2 separate regions of the Homo sapiens genome follow, and region 2 is linked to region 1. The links are chromatin loops, found by intact Hi-C in ENCODE. Cell type or tissue: HepG2. All regions are shown on one strand. Region 1 overlaps ATG12 (autophagy related 12). Region 2 holds the start of CCDC112 (coiled-coil domain containing 112).

Region 1 (5,000 bases):
AATGTAGGCAGAGTATTTATATAAATACGATTTGAACTGTATTCAAATAGTAGTATTTGCTGAACTGTTTTCTGAATAGTTTTCATTACGTGGCCTGTAGCTGGCTTCCTTAGTGCCAAAAGTTTACTCAGCATATTATAATCCTTGGAAAATGAAGCAGAAACTGCATGAAAAGAGATTTTTATTTTCACACTCCTTCAACACCTAAGGCTTTCTCACTTTGTGTTACAACTAAATTGGTTGACTAATGTCATGTAATCTGAGAAATACACTGTACTTCGTTCTAGTAGATATTTAAGGTCCCTTTAGGACTGAAACTTACAGAAATCAGATTCCAGGAATTATCCAATCTCATTTTGATTTCGGATAAACATTAATTTGCCTTATTCCTTAAATATGGTGAATTCATTATGAAGTCTTTGGCATACTTTTAAAGATGGAAGTACAATATTGCAATATTATACATATACTTTGTGTGCCATGGGTCATCTATGCACAGTAAGATGAAGCATGATATTAATGACATCTATTTAGTCACAAAGAAAATTTAAAATATCACCTGAATGTTCAGTTTTTCCCCCAAGTTTAATCAGACTTGAGAGTTTAAATTAAAAATAAATTGTGTTGTAGGTTCTAGTCACCCAATAACTTATCGGATCCAGGCTTAATTATTGTTTAATGTTGCAAATTTAGCGCAGAATAATTCTTTGAGTAAAGATCAAGAAATAATTAAATATGATTTGAAAAAGTACAAAGTCCAGGCCCGGCACGGTGGCTCACACCTATAATCCCAGCACTTTGGGAGGCCAAGGCGGGTGGATCACCTGAGGTCAGTCAGGAGTTTGAGACCAGCCTGGCCAAAATGGTAAAACCCTGTCTCCACTAAAAATAACAAAAAATTAGGCGGGTGTGGTGGCAGGTGCCTGTAATCCCAGCTACTCAGGAGGCTGAGGCAGGAGAATCACTTGAACCCGGGAGGTAGAGGTTGCAATGAGCCAAGATTGTGCCATTACAGTCCAGCCTGGGCAACAAGACCGAAACGCTGTCTCTTTAAAAAAAAAAAAAAAAAAAAAAAGTGCAAAGTCCTATGTATTCTTCAGAGTTGTTAGGAAAGAAAACAAATAAGGTTAGCTACATATTTAGCTAACCTTAGATTTAATAAACTATTAAGTTATTTAGGTCAAAAAGAATAACTAAATGGATGCTACAAATTTCAACCAGTATTTTCGATTTTTTGAGGTCTATCATCTGAACCCTCAGTGGCAAACAATACGAAAATTCAACATATTTTTATTTGTTAAATATATGAATATAATTAAATATATTCCTTCAGTAAACTGAACTGGACAAAACTAGAGAACAGACCTTTTCCATACTCATTTAACTTTAAAATGATATTACTTTGAATTCTACTACATACCATCTTAGATCCTGTTTTGAAATTCCATTCACATTACATTCGATTTACTAGAATGCCTTTTTTTTTCTTTTTTGAGATGGGGTCTCACTCTGTTGCTCAGCAGGAATGCAGTGGTACAATCACGACTCACTATACCCTTGAACTTCTGGGCTCAGGGGATCCTCTTGCCTCTGCAGCCTAATAATTTTTTTTTAATTTTTATTTTTTTGTAGAGTTGGGGATCTTGCCTTGCTAACCAGGCTGGTCTCAAACTTGTGGCTTCACGCAATCCCCACACCTCAGCCTTCCAAAGTGCTGGGATTACAGGTGTAAGCCACCATGCCTGATCTGGAATGCTTTCTAAAAATATGGCATTATAAACATAATACTAAAGAGAAAAAAAGGTTAAATTTCACTTCAAGAAATTATCAGTCTAATAGCATCAGTAAAAATGGCACTTTTAGTCATGGCATAAAATATACAATAAGGCTATTTTTCAATTATTGTTTTCAAGTTGGAAAATGCATTATGAAACACTCAAAAAGATGCTACTGGGTTTACTCATCAAGTGCTTTTGACACCATATAAATGACAGAGTAACACCACAGTTATGTGATTGGGACTCAAGAATCCTTAAATGTTAGGACTGAAAACAGGTATATGACTTATTTGTCCAGAATTTATATTTTTCTGTATCCCAATAAAATAATTAAGCCATGTGTATTGTGTAAAATTACAGTCTTTCAGTCTGTCCTATGTGCTTGCTCTCCTGGCTAGATATTAGCTAAAAATTAGCAAAAACAGCCATTTCCCCTATTATTCCCCAGCAAAGATGTGAAACCAAAACGCCTAACCTTTTCTGCCTGGTGGACTGCCCTCTACTGGACTATTTGAGGTATTCAGCCAGCAGGTCAATGTGACTAAAAAGGTAAACATAGAGATAAATGTAAACATTAAAAAAAAAGGAACCCTTTAGTATATTAACTTTTACCATGAAAACAATTTCAGTCATTTTGAGAACTGACAATGAAGATGTTTATACAGTCTTAGTCTCCTTTTCAACCTTGGAGGCAGATCTGCAGCAATAATAGTAACAAGTAGGAGCAATGGGTGTACTATCATGACCATCTTTTATGATGACTGGTGCATTAATACAAATCACATTTTTCTGAGTCCATTCATGCTATGGATGTTTTCTTATGCATAAACATAGAGTAGACACATACTAAATAGATCACATCTGTTAAGTCTCTTGCCACAAGCATCAAAACTTTTCAGAGCTGTCTCTTCCGTGAAAATCCATTTCATGTAGTAGCAAGTTGATTTTCTTTGTGGTTCATCCCCACGCCTGAGACTTGCAGTAATGTAAAACCAGTTTACCATCACTGCCAAAACACTACAAAAAAAAAAGGCAATAAATCAAACTCAATCTTTTATTATTCTTAGATGAAACTAAGAAGATAAATGCCACATGTATCATAAATATCCACACACGTATATTAAGTTACCTATGTTACAGGCTATCTCTTTCAAAGGATGCCTGTTTCTATCAGACACATATTAATAATCCTAAGTGTTTAATAAAATCTGTCCTTTAAGCATCTTAGGCATGAATGAGCTTATGTATTTTAATCTTGTCCTTTCTCTACATGTCCAACCACAATATATGTAATTTTAGCTGTTTTCTAGTAGTGGTGCTAGTATGTGTACTCTAATAACTATTACAATGACTCTGTAAGATGTTAAACAGTCATTCTTATGCTGTTTTCTCAATTTCTTGTAGGCAGATTTGGATAACAGATTATAAGAACAATGTAGAAGAAATCAAATGTAGATAAAGAAAAAGCCTTACTTTATGAGAATCATGAAGATGACTTTGAAATGTAATTTATTCCTTGGTTCTTCAATCATTGTATAATTTATTAATATCTTTCTATGATCAAGATGTTAGATAACAGAACAAGAAAGTCATCTTTTCTACCCCAGAAAATTAAGAATGGCATGCCATCTCTTGAAATAAAAATGTGAATTAACAATACTACACAATATACATATTATACAGATGTGCATACTCGATTAAGAAAAAAAAGCAGTAATTTCTTTCTTTTTTTTTTTTTTTTTTTTTTTTTTTTACCTCATAGAGAGTTCCAACTTCTTGGTCTGGGGAAGGAGCAAAGGACTGATTCACATAAATAAACTACAAGAAAGGAAGGAAAAACAGAGATGTTTAATGGTATCCTGATTAATCTGCATTTTTCTGCATTCCAATCAGCTAGCTATTTTGTATTGTTTTCACAATTGAAGAAAGCTTCTCTGAACTCCTAACTTTTCTAAATAGTCAATTTAAAGAGATCATTACGAAGATCTCATTTTTCCTCCAGAGGAATAAAAATAACACAATTCCAGTTCCTAGAACAGTGGTTCCTAACTTTGTATAACTAAGAAACTTTTAAATATTTTTTACAAATAGCTTTTGAAGAGCTGGCTATTCAAGAAATTACATTATCGTAAAAATGTCCCCACTTACCCACAAAGAATTTCTCCTAAGATAATTACACAGGCACACAGCCAAAAATCAATATGTCTAATATTCAAGGTAGTTTGTACACTTTCCTTGGGTAAATGTATGACATATATACTTAGGTTTTTTAATAAAGTCACTTACAGGCAAATGAAGCAGGAAAAAAAGTAACAATTAAAACCTTATAACCTTGCTCTTTAAAGGATTCACTGCTCAATGTTTCAGTTTAGTCTGTTTTTACTAAAATATTTCTAGTACTTAAAGTCACAGTGTTGAAGTGCCCTTTAATAATTTTCTTTTTGGAAAACAAAACTTTATTTGCAGGTAACATATTTAGTTTTCCTTTAATATCCAAATTTGGGACTAAAATGTCCTGGATTAAACTTAGTATTTAAAAAAAAAAGTATCAGAATAGTTGGTTGACAGATACTATTTTGATCACCAACCATGAACCATCAATATTGCTTGCATCTCTCTTAGCCAATATAGTGTGGTGATTAAGTGTATAGGCTCTGAGACACACCTGGGTTTGAATCCTGGCTTTACAAATAATCTCTCATCCTCTTTATTTGTAAGATATGGAAAATAATAGGACCTATACCTCTTGGGTCTGTTAGGAAAGACAAAATGAGATAATACACTAACTTTCAGTGCCTGGTATATGTACTCAATAGACGTTATTGTTAAATTATCTTTAAATAGTTCATGCTGAAATATCAATTTGTGGTTATGGCTGAGTAGAGTTCTGGCACAAAAATTTCAGAACTGTAACAGAAAACAATGTGCATTATAATGTGAATTTTTTGTAATACAGATATAATTTGTGTTCAGTGCCTGACAATTTATGAGCAAATCCAGATTTTACTCTTGTACATTATAAATGAGGGGAAGGGCTCTCAATAACAGCTTAGTTTATCAGTGTCTATGATGTGCTGAGAATTGTACATGGAACTATGAAGATTAATGTGATCTCTTCCCTCAATGAGCTTATAATCTGTAGGAGAGGCAGAGACACACATGAATAAATACGGGTGAGAAAAGTACATCTAATGAAGTATGTAGCGTACAGAAATGTACACT
Region 2 (5,000 bases), 530 kb before region 1:
CTAGCTGACAGGAACTTTAGATATTTTGGTAGACATCTCTAGTATCATGAGATTGCCACCAGGAAAATTCTCTCTTCTCAAGAAAATACTAGTTGGTTTCAGTGTTAAAGTCAGTAGGAATATTCGTTCATTTAATCATATGACAAATATTCAAGTTCGGTGTTAGGCTGTAGAATTTGTGTGTATAGGTATGTGCGTGTGGTATGCTGGGGGAAGTACAAAAATGGATAACATGTAAACTCCTAAACATTATCACAATATAGCATGCAGTAATGCTGCATTGTTTTGTTTTGTTTTTTTAAAAAAGCCCAAACACACGTGAAGAATTCTACCTAACTATGCTGAGGTAGATTCTCAACAATGAGGCTCTGCTTTCCCTACTAAAGTGGTAAGACAGTATACACCATGGTTCTCAATCTCAGCACTACTAACTTTTGGACCAGATGATTTTTGTTATGGGTGGCTGTTCTCTGGCCTGTATCCATTAGATGCTAGCAGCCCCTCAACACCCCCCTGCTCCCCACTCTGACAGCCAAAAATGTCTCCAAACATTGCTAGATATCCTCTAGGGGATTGATAAAATATCTGAAAGAGCTCCACAGGTGATCTGATCCAACCCCTGAGAAGGCAAACATCACAAAAGTGTGCATCAATAACAACATTAGGCAACTCGCAAGAAATGCAGATCAGAAGACAGAACATTGCTACAAGAATTTAGAGAAATGATGGAGAAAGCCAGCAACATGGTGTCACACATTTTTTTGAGCATAGTACTTAAAAATACTTTACGTATTATGTATATTTATATATTTTACATTTTTTCCTGAGATACTTGGGACAGAGTTAGAATAATAAAGAGAATTATAGAGGATGTGTGAGAAAATTTGCCGTAGGTGGAATTTCCTGAAGGTCTACGAGTAAAGACACTGTATTTCCTTAAAGGAGGAAAAAGATGGAACCTCTCCTCAGCTCATGACAGCCTTCCTTCAGGTTTATATTGATCCACAAATTATTTAGTAAGTGCATACTACGTTCCAGGCACTACACAACAGGCATAGTTCTTGGTGCTGGGAATACAATAAAGAATAAAATTTCCAATACTTTCTGCCCTCATGGAGCTTACATTCTCATGGGGGTGCGAGGGAGGGTGAGGGGTGTGAGGAGAAACATAAACAATAGAAATAAAGTATGTAATATAATATATGGTACTAAGTGCTATGGGGAAAAATAAAACCAGAAACAGGGACTGGGTGTGCCGCGTAAGGCGATTCATTTTAGGGAGATCATGGAAAGTCTCGCTGAGCTGATAACATCTGAACAAAGATACCTTGTCCTCACCACCTAGAAAGCGGTCCTAAGCCGATCACTGGAAACACCTCTGCCTCCGACCATCCCATATTGTCTTTCTCCTTGTGTTCCCAGCGCCGGTACAGTAACAGAGCTGCCACCAATTACTGAGCACAGAGTCCCCCTCCAATCAAGCACTGTGCCAGGGGCTCCCCAGACATAACGTTAGTCCAAAGCTCGGGAGGTGCATGTTACTATTCCCAATTTTTAGAGAAGAAAGTGAGTCGCCGACAGCATATGTTCTTATCACGCGGCTAGGAAGCGGCAGAGCCGGGTTCCCACCCAGGTCTTCCTCGACTCCGAAACCACATGGAGGCGGCTCTGCAAAAGCTGTTAAACGCACAAGCCAACAAAGAGCAACGCCCAGCGCGTGCCAGGCCCCGAGCAGGGGAGGCGAACGCCGCGCCTCCCGCCGGCGCTGCAGAGGGCACCTGTTCAGCCAGGGCCTGCAGCCCCTCGCCTGCCGCCAGAGCAGCTCTCGGTTCTCCCGGATTTACCTGTTGAGGCGCTGGCGTCGCTCCCACGCCGGTCCCGGTGGCCGCGCCCGCCCCTGCCACAGCCCCGGCTACCGCGGTGGCCGCAGCCGCTACCACAACCGTCGTCAGTGCGGCCATGTTTACCCGCCGAGCTACTCGGGCCGCGGCGGCCACCGGTGCCTGGGGATTCGTGGCAGGCGCACCCTGGCCTCTGCAGACAGCTCCCTGCGCTGCGGGCTTGGCCGGGATGCAGGGCGGGGCCGAGATGTAGGGCGGGGTCGGGATGCAGGGCGGGGCTGAGATGCGGGGGTGCAGGGGTGCGGGGGTGCGGGAGGGGCGGGACTGGGGTGCAGGGCGGGGCCGAAATGCGAGGCGGGGGCCGGGATTCAGGCGGGGAGGGGCGGGGCGAGGGAGGGGCAAGGTGCCGGGCGGAGCCGGGATGCAGGGGAGGGGCGGGTCTGGGGTTCTGGGGCGGGCGGGTGTGGGGGCGGGGCGGGGCGGGGCGGGGGCTGCGCTCTGCCCTGTCGCGGGTTTATATACCCTTTGGGCACTTAACCGACTGTGCCAGCCCAGTCCCATACCTGTCAAGAAAATTCATTGTCTTACATCGTCCTTAAATTTTATTCGTGTTATAGTCAATATATACATATTTTTACCTAATATACATCCGCTTTCTAGGTTTCTACTTAGCGCTGCTGAGACTGAGTCTAAATGAAAAAACATTATCAATGGATTCTAACAATAAATCATATTTTAGATTTTTAAAGAAAAAAACCCAGCTTGCTCCACAGAACCAGATATCAGAGGCAGGAATGCCACAGTTACATTCCTAGGACTTGGTCAATGAGAAGACAGATTCCAAAAATACAGTGCTGGGAAGTTGGAAAAAAGCCACAGATGACGCTTCCAGTCAAGACAACCTGTGGCAACTGAGCTGATTTCTGTAGGTACTACCTTTTCCCCCTTTATAGAAATCGATTCATTCAGTCAGTCAATATGGAGCTCCTAGCATATGTCAGGCACTGTTCTAGGCCTTGGGAATTCATTGTTGAATTAGACACATAGGTAAGGTTCCTTCACCTTTAACAAGTAAACAAATAGGTATTTATTGAGCAATTCCTTTATGCCAGGGCTGTTATAAGTGCTTTATATGCACTTTTGCATTTAATCTTCACAAATAACTTCATGAAGTAGGTACTATTATCATCTCCATTTCAGTGATAAAGTTAAGGATCACATGGCCACACAGGTAGAGGGTAGGATACCTATCTAGACAGCCTGACTCCAGAGACCATCCTGGTAGAGGTATTAAACAGGCAGCGGGATAAACGCCTCTGGAGCCCAGGAGAGAGAGAGCTAAAGATACGAATTTGATCTTCCTATAGAAAATATTTGAAATAAGACTGAATGAGCTCACCCAGGGTGAGTATAAATTGAAGTCTGAGAACTAAGCCTAGGCCACTCCGAGAAGGTGACCACGGACAAGAGGAGAAGGGGACCAATATGGAGAGATCTGTGAGAAGGGAGGAAAACCGGAAGTCTGTGGAGGGAAGTTTTTGCAGAAGAGGCCGGACGTGGTGGCTTACGCCTGTAATCCCAGCACTTTGGGAGGCCGAGGTGGGCGGATCACGAGGTCAGGAGATGGAGACCATCCTGGCCAACATGGTGAAACCCCATCTCTACTAAAAATACAAAAATTAGCTGGGCGTGGTGGCGCCTGTCTGTAGTCCCAGCTACTCGGGAGGCTGAGGCAGGAGAATTGCTTGAACCAGGGAGTCGGAGGTTGCAGTGAGCCAAGATCGTGTCATTGCACTCCAGCCTGGTGACAGAGTGAGACTTCGTCTCAACAAAAAAAAAAAAAAAAAAAAAAAAAAAAAAAAAAAAAAAAAAAAAAAGAGAAGAAGAAGAGGGGAGAAGAAGAAGAAGGAAGAAGAATGGAGGAGAAGAAGAAGGCAAAGAAGAAGAAGGAGAAGGAGAAGAGAGAAGAAGGAGAAGGGAGAAGGGAGAAGGAGGAGGAGAAGGAGGAGCAGGAGGAGGAGGAGAAGGAGGAGCAGGAGGAGGAGGAGAAGGAGGAGGAGGAGGAGAAGGAGGAGGAGGAGAAGGAGGAGGAGGAAGAGAAGAAGAAGGAGAAGAAATAAGAAGAAAAAGAAAGAAGGAGGAGGAGGAGAAAATGGTCAGCTGTGTGGTTCACTGCCTAGAGGCTGAGTGAAGGGGTAACAAAGAAATGATGGTTGCATTTGGCAACAGGGAGGCCGTGGGTTTATGGGGTAGGTAGACCAAAGCCTGGCTGACTGCATTGAGGAGATAATGGAGGTGACGAGGTAGAAACTGTTTTTCGCTATGATTTTGATCGATTTTATGGTGCAGGTGATCAGAGAAATGAAGTGGTAGCTGGGGGAAGATGTGTGATCAAAGAGGGTCTTTGTTGTTGTGTTGTGTTTCAAGGTAGGGACTAGTAGAAGGAGTTCATGCTGCTGGGAATTATTTAGTGGAGACAGAAGTTTGATGCTGCAGGACAGAGGCAGTCAGACCCTCTTGAAAGTAAGGCTGATGGAGTCCAGAGCATAAGTGGGAGGTTTGGTCTTTGATAGACGCACAGACTCTTCTGACACAGGGAGGTAGTGGGTGGGGACTATGGGGAGGCCAGAGAGTCCTGCATACATGGGTTGCAGCACAAGGTAGTTGGAAGATTTGGAGGGAGGAGATGGTTGGCCCCACCTCCCCACCCCTGTGTGAAGTAGGAGGAAGTAAGTCACTTGGGTGTATTGAGAAGGTAAAACTTCTTTAATTTTTGTATTACCTTTTATCCAAATGAGCCCTGTTACTATAGCACTGTCTGAATTCCTGTAATTATTAGTCCAGAATTATCTTGCAGCCTCGGAAAAAAAGCAAGTCAACCAACGATTTGAGTTGAGTGGTCTTTTACAATTTTAATACTGCCACTAAAAATAAAGAGAAGCCTAAGATCATTTTGCACTTCCTATTGTTTTTAGAGTATATCCTGCACTGGATATCTAGAGTACTGTGTTCAGAAGTTTTCTGAAATCACCCTTTTCTCTATGTGCTATGGAATCAATTTGATATATATTTCAGTTCTTTTGATTACATTTGTGTTCAATTTCAATGTTTCCTTTTTTGTTTTGTTTTCTTTCAATTTACTTTTTTTAAAAAATAAGT

Evidence for each region. Peaks named below come from ENCODE experiments on the same cell type or tissue, not always from the same donor. Only the 100,000 strongest peaks of a DNase experiment are listed, where the experiment ranks them.
Region 2: a loop joins it to region 1, with 4 times the contacts of the local background. A loop is called at or near these places in 38 of 110 quality-filtered maps.

Annotation. Positions count from the first base shown.
Region 1 is chr5:115,829,069-115,834,068 of GRCh38, forward strand. ATG12 (autophagy related 12) reads right to left here. Exons shown (of 4, transcript NM_004707.4): 3 at 3,534-3,596; 4 at 1-2,795. The coding sequence ends at 2,736. LOC124901049 (a long non-coding RNA gene) reads left to right here. Exons shown (of 2, transcript XR_007058908.1): 2 at 3,183-3,814. Among named protein-coding and RNA genes, the nearest start is that of ATG12, 10 kb to the right of the region's middle. In HepG2, a CTCF peak has its summit at 2,282 (motif pointing left); a DNase peak (open chromatin) is centred at 2,293.
Region 2 is chr5:115,294,583-115,299,582 of GRCh38, forward strand. CCDC112 (coiled-coil domain containing 112) reads right to left here and starts at 2,072. Exons shown (of 10, transcript NM_001040440.3): 1 at 1,845-2,072. The coding sequence starts at 1,961. LOC105379129 (a long non-coding RNA gene) reads left to right here and starts at 2,346. Exons shown (of 5, transcript XR_948684.3): 1 at 2,346-2,766. RefSeq lists a silencer at 1,721-2,170. In HepG2, no CTCF peak of the experiment used is centred here; DNase peaks (open chromatin) are centred at 1,729 and 1,879; H3K4me3 peaks cover 1,226 bases.